3 separate regions of the Homo sapiens genome follow, and all the other regions are linked to region 2. A link is an interaction called in ENCODE POLR2A ChIA-PET data of the cell type or tissue named here. Cell type or tissue: A673. All regions are shown on one strand. Links, peaks and the distances in the headings refer to the core of each region. The heading gives the core; the rest is flanking DNA.

Region 1 (4,000 bases), core at 1-4,000, 410 kb after region 2:
AAGGAATCCAGCAACTACTATTAAATACATTAATGAGTGAGTGTGCAATTGAGGAGGGCGGTTTTCCTGTGGACTCATCCTGCTCACCCTGCAACCGTCTGTCTGCTGCTGTGAAGAGGACAAGCCCAGCATCTTCTGGGCATCCTCTGTCACACAGCGTCATGACCCACAACTCCACAACTGTCAGCGAAATTTCCAGGAAACTTCCCTTCAGAAAATCATTCCTGTACCCAATTCCTAAAACAGATGACTGCTTGAAGTAGTGGTGGTACAAATAATTGGTTTAAAGAAAAAAATCAGTATTATGCAACTTTTTTTTTTTTTTTTTTTTTTTTTTTTTTTTGAGACAGAGTCTTGCTCTGTCACCCAGGCTGGAGTGCAGCGGTGTGATCTTGGCTCACTGCAACCTCTGCCTCCCGGGTTCAAGCAATTCTCCTGCCTCAGCCTCCCGAGTAGCTGGGATTACAGCCACCCACCACCACATGCCTGGCTAATTTTTGTATTTTTAGTAGAGATGGGGTTTCACCATGTTGGCCAGACTGGCCTCAAACTCCTGACCTCAGTTGATCCACCTGCCTCGGCCTCCCAAAGTCCTGGGATTACAGGCATGAGTCATCGTGCCCAACCAGTATTATGGAACTTTTAAGGAACTGATGAGGTAAAGCAGCAGCACTGAAAGCCTTGAAATTTCACAATTGTTAGGGTGTACTCCACCATCTGTTAGAGGTACTCAGCATTTGGAAATATAGAAAATGTAAGAGAAGGCAGGGAAAGGCATGTCAGTCACAGGCAGCAGTGACTGTGAGGTCACAGAGGCCAAAGACGACGCAGGTTATATTTAGGAAACAGACTTCAGAACAGCAATACTTCAGCAAGTACTTGTCCTGGAGCAAATACTTCAGAACAGCAGGCTGAATGAAGAGAAAGTAATTCAGATAAAAAGGTAGAGAGTTCTCAGTGCCAGGCTAAAATATTTTGTTTTATTTTTAGCAGGAGAATAACATGAGCAAAGCTGTATTTTAGGAAGAACGTTCTAGCTGTGATGGATGGATATACTGGCAAGGGAGAGAATAAAAGCAGTGAGTACACAGGAAACTCACGTTGGGGGCACGTGGGGAAGAGCTAATTAATACTTGGCAAGAGCAATGTTAAGTGGTAATGACAATGAAATGAAGGATTCCAATTTGAAAAGTATCATAAAGAAGACTCAACAGCCCAAGGCATCTGACTCAATGGGGTAAGGAGAGGAAGGAGACAAGCATGCTAACCGGGGCAGTTCTAGTCTGGATCATAAGAAGGAAAAGATTTTGGAGGGCAATGCATGAGTTCGGTTTGGAAATTGCTGAAACAGGAAGACTGAAAGCTGCAGACAGGATTCCCATCCCCTTCAGCCTACTCGAGGATTTAACTCCTACAGATTCCTACTCCCTCGCTTCGCATTCACTCTTGAACCCATTCCAATTTGGCTTCTGGACCCCCCATTACACAATCAACACCACCAACAATCATCATGTTGCCAAATCCAGAGACCACTTCTCTGTTTTCATCCTAATCCTTAAGCAGCATTTGACCCAACTGGTGGTTTCTTGAAACAGTTCCCTCTAGTGTTCTCCCACCTCCTCAGTTTCTTTTGCTATTGTCTCCATCCCTTCCAGACCACCAGATGCTGGAGTGCTGCAGGCTTGGTTCTGGGCCCTCTTCTCTCCTCAGCTTACATTCGCTCATAAGCCAATTTCATCCCTAGCTTTAAATGCCATCCATATGCTACTAACTTCCTGATTACATTTCCTGTCTTGATCTCTTCTTTGAGCTCCAGACTCATATGCAACTGCCCATTTGATAGCTTTATGCAAAAGTGGAGTAGGCTACTCAAACATTTGCAAGACAGCCTGTTCTTCTCCAGTCGACGTCATCTCAGTTAATGGCATTACCCGGCTCCTCAAGTTTTGGCTCATCCATCTCCCTCATTCTCCATCCAATTCATCAATAAATCCTGTCAATTCCATCTCAAAAGATAGCCTGAATTGATCCACTTCTCTCCATCGTCACTGCCATCAACCTTATATAAATATCCATTTTCGTATACTAAATATAATCTTGGTTGAGTTCAATCATTCATTCAACAAAAATTTACTAAGCCTTAGACACTATGATAATGTTAGGAATAGCATTAGGAATAATGCTAGGTTTGGAATAGACATGTTCCATAACCTCAAGGAACTTTAGTGGGAGAGACAGAGAAATAAAGCAATAATTAGAAATCAATGTCATAGATTATAGTGCTTTGGTAATGACATGCTGAGGATTCTCTAGGAATAAAGAAGAGAGGACAACTCATACACTTAGGTTTGGTAGGAAAGGCCTCCTGGAGAAGCAAGGACTGAGCTGATGCATTTTCAAGGACAGTATAACTGATGATGATGGGCAACATTTATCGAGAACATGGCAGATATTTTACTCTTAAGCATTAAGACATACTCTCAGCTAACCAGATGAAAAAGCATGGGTAAGCAGGAGTTTTAAGTTCCAGTCACTCTCCTTCAAACTGTGTTATTAGCATAAAAATGCTAATAATAATAATTAGTGTAAAACAGCCTTCAAGTTCATCTTTTCCAAGAAGACTTCATTGACATCCAATCAGTGATCTCTCCTTTATCAAAAATTCTGTAGCACTAAACTCTATCAATATTATACATTTCATGTGCTGCCTTGTAATGTGGTTCTGTTCATACAGGTATCGTCTCTACAGTTCCTGAAGTGCAGAGACTGCATCTCTTCCATCCTGCATCACATGCGTGCCCAGAGTTGGACCCAACAGACACTCAGCAAATCATGATTACCAAGTACTGAGGCTGCAGGATGACTAAGATCTGCTTCTTCAAAGAGGCCATTGCTGTAATAAAATATAGATTTTATTTTTGATAAAGTTTGATCAAATATTATCTCATTTGAAACAACTTGTTTGTTGCTTGCATTTTCTAAAAATTGAGTTTATTTCCATAGTTTAATAGTATTTTCAGAAGATCAAACAAAAAATTGAAATGTCTCATTTTAAATGTTAACATATTTCAAAATTTACTCAATTCAGCTAATGCCTTTACAAAATTTAGCATAACCCTAAAACTAAAACATTCAAAAAATAACAGCAGGATCAAAAGCTAATAATATTCCAAAGGGTGAAACTGCTATTATTTAATCATTTTCTCTCCAGGGATTGAGTTATAAAGAATAAAAATGAAAGAAAGAATCACATTAATAAGCCTATGGAATGTTACAAGAAGTATATTAAATCTATATATATGAGTAGAAATCAACTAGCTCAGACTGAAGATGAAAACTTAATAGACAGAAGCTACTGGATAAATGCCTCCATAAACACAGATAAAGCAAACTCTCTCTAAATCCTAAACTGCCTCCCTAGGACAAATCCATGATAAAAGGCTAACACAAAATACCACATTCAAAACACCAACTGCAAATTGCACCCTAACATTTTTCTTCATGTGTAGAAATGTTTAGGGGAAATTTTTTTTAAGCATGATCAGCAATACTCTTTTATAGAACATTCCTGAACAGTGTCCCTTTGTTATGGCTGATGGACAGAACCTATTACTGTGACTACTTGTTCCTGGGAAAGATCTCACAGGCCCACTCTCAAGAAAGAAGCATCTACCATTCATCACCAACAAGTCAGAGGTCTGTTGTTTTCCGGCAGTCCACAGTCCTGTGGTGCCACCCTACAGGCTTGGTGGGGTTGAGGGGGATTGGGGGTGGGTGGTGGGAGGGACCTCCTTCCAGCTTGAGATGAATTTTCTCAGGACTCTCTATACCTTAAAAGTCTCTGTTGTCATTTATTCTTATACAAAACCAGCAAGACATTCTCAACATTATCTTTAAAATAAAACCTCTTAAAAAGCAGCCAGTTCACTGTAAAAATGGCATTATATCCTTATTTATTATGCTATTAATATAAATTGTATATATCTATTTTGGGCAAATA
Region 2 (5,475 bases), core at 750-4,749:
ATCAGGTAGCAATACAAAAAGTCAGCAATATGAACTGGGACCAAGGCAGGAGGGACGTCCCCAGACACTTTGATCAAGGCCCAGTGGTCGTGGCAAAAGACAGCCTGGTCCTCCTGCTTTAGGGACCAATCACTGCACACATGAAGTTTGATCTTCATCTCTCAGGATCATGAAGTTTTTTTTTTTTTTTTTTCAAATGAGTTGGTTTGATTCCAGGTGATACAGAAATTAGAGTAGAACAAAAACCAGAGCAGCTGAGCAAATTCACAGCTAAGGTAGGAATGGCTGAGTGAAAAATCTGAAGAGATCATGAGCCACTATAATATATATATATATATTTTTAACAAAAGTTTATTTTTAAATGGACCACACGGGCCAGATGTGGTGGCTTATACCTGTAATCCCAGCACTTTGGGAGGCTGAAGCAGGTGGATCATTTGAGCTCAGGAGTTCAAGACCAGCCTGGGCGACATGGTGAGACCTCGTCTCTACTAAAAATACAAAAAAATTAGCCAGGCCTCATGGCACACACCTGTAGTCCCAGCTACTTGGGAAGCTGAGGTAGGAGAATCACTTGAACCCGGGAAACGGAGGTTTCAGTGAGCCAAAACAGAGGGAGATTTGTCTCAAAAAAAAAAAAAAAAAAGGACCACAGGCTGCAAGATAACACTTTATTCTAGATGTAGGTGGCAAAGGATGTTATACTAGGGAATCCAGATATTTAATTTTATTTAATATTTTTTCTTTTAATTTTTTTTTGGTTTTTTTTTTTTTTTTTTGAGATGGAGTCTTGCTCTGTCTCCCAGGCTGGAGTGCAGCCTTGGCCTCCCAAAGTGCTGTCATTACAGGTGTGAGCCACTAAGCCCAGACTTTATTTTTTTAATTCTATTTTGAGACAAGGTCTGGCTCTATCACCCAGGCTAAAGCGCAGTGGAGTGATCTTGGCTCACTGCAACCTCTGCCCCCTGGGCTCAAGCAATCCTTTCACCTCAGCTTCCTGAGTAGCTGGGACTACAGGTGCACACAACCACGCCCAAATAATTTTTGTATTTTTTGTAAAGACAAAGTTTTGCCATTTTGCCCAGGCTGGTCTCGAACTCCTGGCCTCAAGCAACCTGTCCACCTCAGCCTCCCAAAGTGCTGGGATTAGAGGCGTGAGCCACTGTGACCAGCCTCCTTCTTCTTCTTTTTTTTTTTTTTTTTTTTTGAGATGGAGTCTCCCTTTGTCTCCCAGGCTGGAGTGCAGCAGCGAGATCTCAGCTCACCGCAACGTCCGCCTCCCGGGTTCAAGTGTTTCTCCTGCCTCAGCCTCCCAGGCACCCACCATCATACCCAGCTAATTTTTGTATTTTTAGTAGAGACAGGGTTTCACCCTGTTGGCCAGGCTGGTCTGGAACTCCTGACCTCAAGTGATCCGCCCACCTCAGCCTCCCACAGTGCTGGGATTACAGGCATGAGCCAGGGTGCCAGGCCGCTCCTTGTGTCTTAAAATCAACTCTGAGGTGTATGGGTGATAAGAAGAATTCATATTTATCATACTCTCTTTTATTCAATTTAAATGTGTTGCTAAGTATTATATACTGTATTTGCTTAGGATTTAAGTTCAATTGTATATAACAGAACTTCATCTCCCCCCTGCCCTGCCAAAAAAAAAAAAAAAAAGGCATACATGAGACAGTAGCTTATTTCAGCCTCAGATATAAGCATGACTGTTGGCACTTGGGGTGGTGGAGTGGCCCCAGTTGCCATTCTGCCACCCACAGGTGTTGGCCTGCCACATGAGTGAAGATGGCTCAACACTGAGGCCCTGTTCCAAGTCACAGGGGAGAGGGAGGTTGGTGAAAGAGGAATACCACCTCTCTTTAAGGGTGCATTCCAGAAGTGGCACTTCCAATGGCCACAATTAATCACATGGCCATAAGCAACTGCAAAGATTGCTGGAAATGTAGCCATTATGAGTGACAACGGGGTTCTCTGACAAGGAAGAAGGGCAGAGAAGTCATTAGCGGACTAGCAATCTCTGCAAATATGTTTTATCTTTTTCTAAAAAAGGAAAAAAACGAAAAAGAAAATGTAGTTCTAAAAGAGAACCCCCCCCCCACTCCACATTTTACCTGGTGGTGGATTCCCCCTCCTCCCCGTTTCAACCTAAAAGTCATTTCCTCAGAGAACCTGCCTTGGGTTTTCCCCTTTCTTCCTTTCACCATCTCTGGCCCCCTTTGAGATGAGATCTCTGTTATTCTCTGTCAACAGCATTTCTCTTCAGAGCACTTACCATCAGTGACATGAATGACTCACTATTATGACTACATGTATGATGTCTGGCTCCTGAACTGCACTCAGAGCTTTGTAAGGACAGGTATTGAACCTGCCCAATTCACAGGTGCCCCTTGGCAAAGTCTCTAGCCAAATCTCTCTGCTGGGCACGGTAGCTCACACCTGTAATCCCAGAACTTTGGGAGGCTGAGGCAGGTGTATCACCTGAGGCCAGGAGTTCAAGACCAGCCTGGCCAGTATGGTGAAACCACATCTCTACTAAAAATACAAAAATTAGCCAGGTGTGGTGGCATGCGCCTGTAATCCCAGCTACTTTGGAGGCTGAGGCAGGAAAATCACTTGAACCTGGGAGGCAGAGATTGCAGTGAGCTAAGACCACGCCATTGCATCCCAGCCTGGGCAACAAGAACAAAACTCCATCAAGGAAGGAAGGAAGGAAGGAAGGAAGGAAGGAAGGAAGGAAGGAAGGAGGGAGGGAGGGAGGGAGGGAGGGAGGGAGGGAGGGAGGGAGGGAGGAAAGGAAGGAAGGAAGGAAGGAAGGAGCCAGACGAGGTGGCTCATGCCTGTAATCCCAGCTCTTTGGGAGGCCGAGGCGGGGAGGCAGAGGTTGCAGTGTGCTGAGACCACCCCATTGCACCCCAGCATGGGCAACAAGAACAAAACTCCATCAAGAAAGGAAGGAAGGAAGGAAGGAAGGAAGGAAGGAAGGAAGGAAGGAAGGAAGGAGTGAGCCGGACGCGGTGGCTCATGCCTGTAATCCCAGCTCTTTGGGAAGCTGAGGTGGGCGGATCATGAGGTCCAGAGATCGAAACCATCCTGGCTAACATGGTGAAACCCTGTCTCTACTAAAAATACAAAAAATTAGCTGGGCATGGTGGCGGTCGCCATAGTCCCAGCTACTCAGGAGGCTGAGGCAGGAGAATGGCGTGAACCCGGGAGGCAGAGCTTGCAGTGAGCCGAGATATCACCACTGCATTCCAGCCTGGGCGACAGAGTGAGACTCCATCTCAAAAAAAAAAAAAAAAAAAAAGGAAGGAAGGAAAAAGAAAGGGAAGGAAGGAAGGAAGGAAAAGAAAGAAAGAAAGAAAGACAAAGAAAGAAAGAAAGAAAAAGAGAGAAAGAAAGAGAGAGAAAGAAAGAAAAAAGTTATGGTGTTCACAAAAAGATTCTCAATTATGGACATAACCAATTTGCTTGAATTCATTTTGATTTTAAAAATAAATAGGCCAGGCATGGTGGCTCACACCTGTAATCCCAGTACTGTGGGAGGCCAAGGTGGGTGGATCACGAGGTCAGGAGTTCGAGACCAGCCTGGCTAACATGGTGAAACCCCATCTCCACTAAAAGTACAAAAAGTAGCTGGGCATGGTGGTGAGCACCTGTAATCCCAGCTACTCAGGAGGCTGAGGCAGGAGAATTACTTGAACCAGGTGGGCGGAGGTTGCAATGAGCAGAGATCATGCCACTGCACTCCAGCCTGAGCAACAGAGCAAGACTCCATCTGAAAAAAAAAAACCAAGATCATCATATGCAATGCATGTACCTTGATTGGATTCTAAATCAGGGGAAAATAGTATAAAGGATATTTTGGAGACAAATGGGGAAATTTAAATAAACTGTGCTGGCCGGGTGTGGTGGCTCACACATGTAATCCCAGCGCTTTGCAAGGCCAAGGAGGGCAGATCACGAGGTCAGGAGTTCGAGACCAGCCTGACCAACATGGTGAAACCCCATCTCTACTAAAAATACAAAAATTAGCCGGGCATGGTGGTGTGCGCCTGTAATCCCAGCTACTTGGGAGGCTAAGAATAGCTTAAACATGGGAGTCTGTCTGAAAAAAAAAAAGGATATATATATATACACATATATATGTATGTATATACACACACACACACACACACATATATAGATTGTGCTATTGTCTGAATTTTATTTTGTTTTGTTTTGTTTTTTGTTTTTTTTGAGACGCAGTCTCGCCCTATCACCCAGGCTTGAGTGCAGTGGCACGATCTAGGCTCACTGCAACCCCCGCCTCCTGGGTTCAAGGGATTCTCCTGCCTCAGCTGCTGGAGTAGCTGGCGTTACAGGCACCCGCTACCACGCGTGGCTAATTTTCTTTTTCTTTTTCTTTTTCTTTTCTTTTCTTTTTTTTTTTGAGACGGAGTCTCACTCCGTCACCAGGCTGGAATGCAGTAGCACAATCTTGGCTCACTACAACCTCCGCCTCCCAGGTTCAAGTGATTCGCCTGCCTCAGCCTCCCCAGTAGCTTGGACTGCAGGCTCATGCCACCAAGCCCAGCTAATTTTTGTATTTTTAGTAGAGACGGGGTTTCACCATGTTGGCCAGGATGTTCTTGATCTCTTAACCTTGTGATCTGCCTGCCTCGGCCTCCCAAAGTACTGGGATTACAGGCGTGAGCCACCACAACCAGCACTCTGAAAGTTTTTGCTGCCCCAAAATTCATACGTTGAAACCTAACCCTCAAGGAGATGATATTAAAAGCTAGGGTTCATTGGGAGGTGAGGTGAGTAGGTCATGAGAATAGAACCCTCATGAATGGGAGGCCTTAGGAAAGAGGCCCCAGGCAGGGCACGATGGCTCACGCCTATAATCCCAGCACTTTGGGAGGCTGAGGCAGGTGGATCACCTGAGGTTGGGAGTTCGAGATCAGCCTGGTCAACATGATGAAACCTGTCTTTACTAAAAATACAAAACTTAGCTGGGCGTGGTGATGTACGTCTGTAATCCCAACTACTCGGGAGGCTGAGGCAGAAGAATCATTTGAACCCGGGAGGGGGAGCTTGCAGTGAGCAGAGATTGTGCCACTGCACTACAGCCTGGCTGACAAGAGCGAGACTCCATATTACAAAAAAAAAAAAAAAAATGGTCAAACCCCAATTCGACTAAAACAAAAATTAGCCAGGCGTGGTGCCACACATCTGTAGTCCCAGCTAGTTGGGAGGCTGAGGAACAAGAATTGCTTGAACCCAGGGAGCAGAAGTTGTAGTGAACCGAGATAGCACCACTGCACTCCAGCCTGGGCGACAGAGACTTTCTCTCAAAAAAAAAAAATTTAGGGAATCAGCATGAAAGAAAATAGTCCCCTTTGTCTGTTTCTCTAACATGTTTTCACCAAAGTCTTCGTTTTTGTTTTTTGTTTTTTGTTTTGAGACACAGTCTCACTCTGTCGCCGAGGC
Region 3 (4,000 bases), core at 1-4,000, 370 kb after region 2:
GCCACCTCTGGCACCCCCGCAGCAACTCTGGGCCTCCCCTGTTGAGGCTCATTGTCCTGTCCTCACTAGGTTGCATTATCTTTTTTTCTAGCATTTTATACTAAGCTAGCTGTCGACCAAACCGAAGCCTTGTGAAAAGTTTTAACAAGAGAAGATCCTTTCAACTCTTCAGAGCCAAGATTCAGTATTTTTAGGTTTAGTGTTTCCCAGGGACATTTGCATTTTCATAGGACACTACAGAATCTGAAAGGCCTTTGAAGCTCAAGGAAAAAAGCTACAGCAAGGAATCACTTTCAATCTTTTTGGGCAGGGCTCTTGCCCCTTGACCCAAGCCGTACCACCACCAGAGCTAGATCCTGACTACGCCAATCCCACCTCACTTCAAGAACTTCCTGTCCAAAGGTGAGGGAACCTGACTACTGATACCTGCAGCTCCCCACCGTCCATCAGTGTAGCTCCAGGAAATCAAAACCAGGTTTAAAATTTACCATTAGTGTAATGATTATCAACATTAATTAGAATTCAGATGCTAGATTTCCTTGGATTTTGAATGTCACTGAAGAACACTTAAAAATGTTCAAAACAATCACCTTTAGAGATGTTTCCACTCATACTGCCTTGATTTCAAATTAAGTAGTCCAAAAATTCTAATCTAGGACAACGAGTCTCAAACCTTTTCAAGTTTAAGAATGGGTATACTTTTTTGGCAATTTACGAGATAGTATGTGACAACAAAAATCTATTATGAATTCAGTAGCACTTTACATAGCTTTGAATTTTGTTTCCCACAACATTTACATATATTTCAAATAAAATACTGCATATACTTGCAATACAAAATATTTATCCAAAGCTCAACATGCTTTTGAGTTCAAAGGCCTCTTGTTATAAATATCCTCATGCCACCAGTTGGAAATATCCTGCCTCTAAAAGGTTCAGTGACAGCCAAATCTCAGCATGCTTGAAAGCTGATCATATCTGCTGGAAACCTCATTATTTCCAGAAAATATTTTTGAAATGGGGACATATCACTTTCAATTATAAGCTGTTGAAGGCTTATGAATAAGTGACTTATGAATAAATCAGTATTATGAATAGCTGTCTTGGTCCCCTCCCTCCTTCCACCAGGAGTCCTTCACTGCCAGCTAATGAGATGGGGATGAGAGGCAGATTCTGCCCCTCCCAGGCAGGCTGGTGTTGCAGCCCACAGGGATGACGGAAGATGGACCTGGAGAAGTTCCTGAGTCCACAAGCTGAGGAAGATGCTGCATGAGGAAGGTCGGAGCAGGGGAGCTGTCAATGTGGGGGCAGCATGCTGAGTCATCTGAATTTTGTCACCTTTCTTGAGATTTCACCAATTAGAGATTACATGTTTTAATATGTCCTTTTCAGTATGAAGAATACTATATTCAGGGGGCTCTGAGAAAACTAACATTCAAAGCTTAACATGAATTAGTTTATCAGGACCTCTCCCTTACTGCTTCTCTAAGATTAACTGCTCTATAGATGAAGGGGTAAATGAGCAGAAAGAGAGGTGATGTGAAAAAAAAAATGCAGCAGCTGGGAGACAGGACACCCCTGCTTGGGGCCCTCAGCAGGAGCTTTTGGCAAACCTGAAGGTATCAATGCCTTGGGACAAGGACGTGCAAAAGACAAGTATGAGATGCTGAAGATGTGCTACTTCTGATTCAAAATAGTGTTCAGAGATTTTACCCCTCACTCTTCCTGTTTTCTACTGGCTACAACAACCTTACGCTCAGTAAAGACGTATAAGAATAGCTTTGCAATGAAACTGCTATTCAGGAAGTATCCCTAGGAAGCCGCTTTTCCAGCTGCGGAAGAAGGACACACAGCCAACACCTGATGGTTCTCCAAAGAAGCCATGCCCTGACTTGTAATTGCCTTGACCCTTTGCTCAGACGCCTGCACTCAGCCAACTTCCACTCACCCTCCACATCTCAGCTCGACTGCCCCCTTCTCTGACAGGCCAGGGAGACCCAGGCTCTCTTTCCTCCACGCTCCCACATAGCTGGTACCTCTCCATTGCTACCACACACTTGCCCCCTATAGTTCCACTGGATGCCACGTTCCTCGAGAGCAAGCACTGTGTCTTTCAACATGGAAGCTTTAGTGCCTGTCATGGAGTTGGCGCTCGGCAACAGTCTGATGAAGGTACTGGTAGCAATCACTAAATGGGGACTGCACAGTAAACGCCAGATATCAGGAGCAGCCTCACAAGTACACAGGAGTAGGCCTTCAACTGGCTGCTTGATCGCAAAGCCACAGCCAGCAGTCACAGCAGGCCAGACGTTTGAGGTGCAGTGATGCAGAAGATAAACAGCACACAGCTCAGGAAACAGCAGCACAGCTGACGGGAAACACCAGCATGCCATTCTATGGGCTGGAAACAAACAAGTACAATCCTCATGGCTAAAAGTGGGAGCAGGAAGTGGCTACAAGGGGCTCTCAGGAACAGGCAACGGACAATGACATCAGACTGGTCCATGGAATCAGTGCAGGAGGTATCCAAAAACACCTGCACTTAAGATTCAGTTCAATAAAAAGTGACGTTACCCAAGGGCTATGGAAAAGCTGGCCAGGAAATCTGTAATGCATTAAAAATAGCATGCCAAAAATAAATCACATCCAAATGATCAATAAAATACACCCTCTGAACTCCTCCCCCAAATTCATACTCACAAAATGATGCCATGAACCTTTCTTTGGGGTTGACCACACCTGAAAGTAGGCAGAGAAGCTGAAGGAATATTGAGGGTTTATTTAGAATAGCACACAACCTATAAGCTGATATTATTTATTCAATGAAAGGTTTAACACATCCAAGATATTACAGGATTCCCTTACATGTACCCAATTAGTATGACAGCACAGCTGGGTGCAGTGGTTCATTCCTGTAATCCCAGCACTTTGGGAGGTCAAAGCAGGAGGACTGCTTGAGGCCAGGGGTTCAAGACCAGCCTGGCCAACATAGTGAGACCTCCTTTCTCTATTTTCTTGAAAAAAAGACAGCAAGTCATATACAAGAAGCCTATTATTTTGTAAGAAAAGTATAACTTATAAACTGAGCTAACATTCCTAAAATAAGACCCATATGGTTTTGAAAACTGTGATGTGATAATGTCCTTTTCATGAACTCTCCTGATAACACATGTTGATATTCCTTAGGATGAAGATTTGCCCATCAATTCAATACACAGAAATAAATTATTTTCATGGAATACTTTCAGGTCTTCTATGTTCTAAGCACAAAGTAGAAACTCAAAAGTGATTGTGAAATGAGTGAACAACGATTAATTAAAAAAATAAGAGTAAGAGGGTATAAGATTCAGGAAATACCCCCTTAAGGAAAAAGTTTCATCTAAGCTCAAACAATCATTTTATTTCATTGCTTAGTTTTTTGGTGTACGATCATCAACAGGAGAGGGGAGAAAAATCCAAAAACTCTTGCCAACTTATGAAAAAAGCAGTTTGCCTGAAAATCAAGTAAAACAAGTTGATGAAATGATTTGTAAAGTCAGGAATACTGCCCTGTTATATTTGCATTTCCTTTGTTTCTCATGAAGGGTTGCAGCCTGTAGGGTGGCCATTCTGACAGGCTGGGAAGCACAGCCTCAGGCCAGAAGCCAGACACAAACACTTTGAGGGAGGGGCAGAGGGAACAGAAATAGCATACAAAAAAGGTCCTGGATGAAAATACAAGATTTTTAGACATTTGAAAACATAAGCTTCATATTATGAAAGACGGTACCATACAAGATAGATATTGTTTTAAATTCAGATAAAATGGAACCACACAGCATTCCAGAGAGATGGTAAGTGGTAAGTGACTTGATTAGCATTTTGACATAAACTGTTTTAGGCCTTCCAAAGTCTTTTATCTATCTTTCCTCACATGCAGAGGAACAACTTCATTCTATTCTTCATGTGCAAAGCAGTTCAATGCTCTTGACAAGTGAGCTTTTTTTTTTTTGGCCTCAGA

The links. ChIA-PET counts read pairs that join two places held together with the same protein. Peaks named below come from ENCODE experiments on the same cell type or tissue, not always from the same donor. Only the 100,000 strongest peaks of a DNase experiment are listed, where the experiment ranks them.
Region 1: POLR2A ChIA-PET joins it to region 2 with 5 read pairs; 3 of 35 experiments call an interaction of 5 or more read pairs at or near these places.
Region 3: POLR2A ChIA-PET joins it to region 2 with 7 read pairs; 1 of 35 experiments calls an interaction of 5 or more read pairs at or near these places.

The regions. Positions count from the first base shown.
Region 1 is chr6:15,594,940-15,598,939 of GRCh38, forward strand. All of the region lies in intron 6 of DTNBP1 (dystrobrevin binding protein 1), which reads right to left. Among named protein-coding and RNA genes, the nearest start is that of DTNBP1-AS1, 51 kb to the left of the region's middle. In A673, for the core only: a CTCF peak has its summit at 1,601 (motif pointing left); DNase peaks (open chromatin) are centred at 1,342 and 1,762; H3K4me3 peaks cover 932 bases; H3K27ac peaks cover 1,766 bases.
Region 2 is chr6:15,182,366-15,187,840 of GRCh38, forward strand. No RefSeq gene overlaps it. Among named protein-coding and RNA genes, the nearest start is that of JARID2-DT, 60 kb to the right of the region's middle. In A673, for the core only: no CTCF peak of the experiment used is centred there; a DNase peak (open chromatin) is centred at 2,916; H3K27ac peaks cover 2,118 bases.
Region 3 is chr6:15,549,616-15,553,615 of GRCh38, forward strand. The region is part of intron 7 of DTNBP1 (dystrobrevin binding protein 1); the gene reads right to left. It overlaps DTNBP1-AS1 (DTNBP1 antisense RNA 1), which reads left to right. Exons shown (of 3, transcript XR_007059478.1): 1 at 1-4,000. Among named protein-coding and RNA genes, the nearest start is that of DTNBP1-AS1, 5.5 kb to the left of the region's middle. RefSeq lists a silencer at 1,383-1,677 and an enhancer at 2,119-2,667. In A673, for the core only: no CTCF peak of the experiment used is centred there; a DNase peak (open chromatin) is centred at 2,326; H3K27ac peaks cover 430 bases.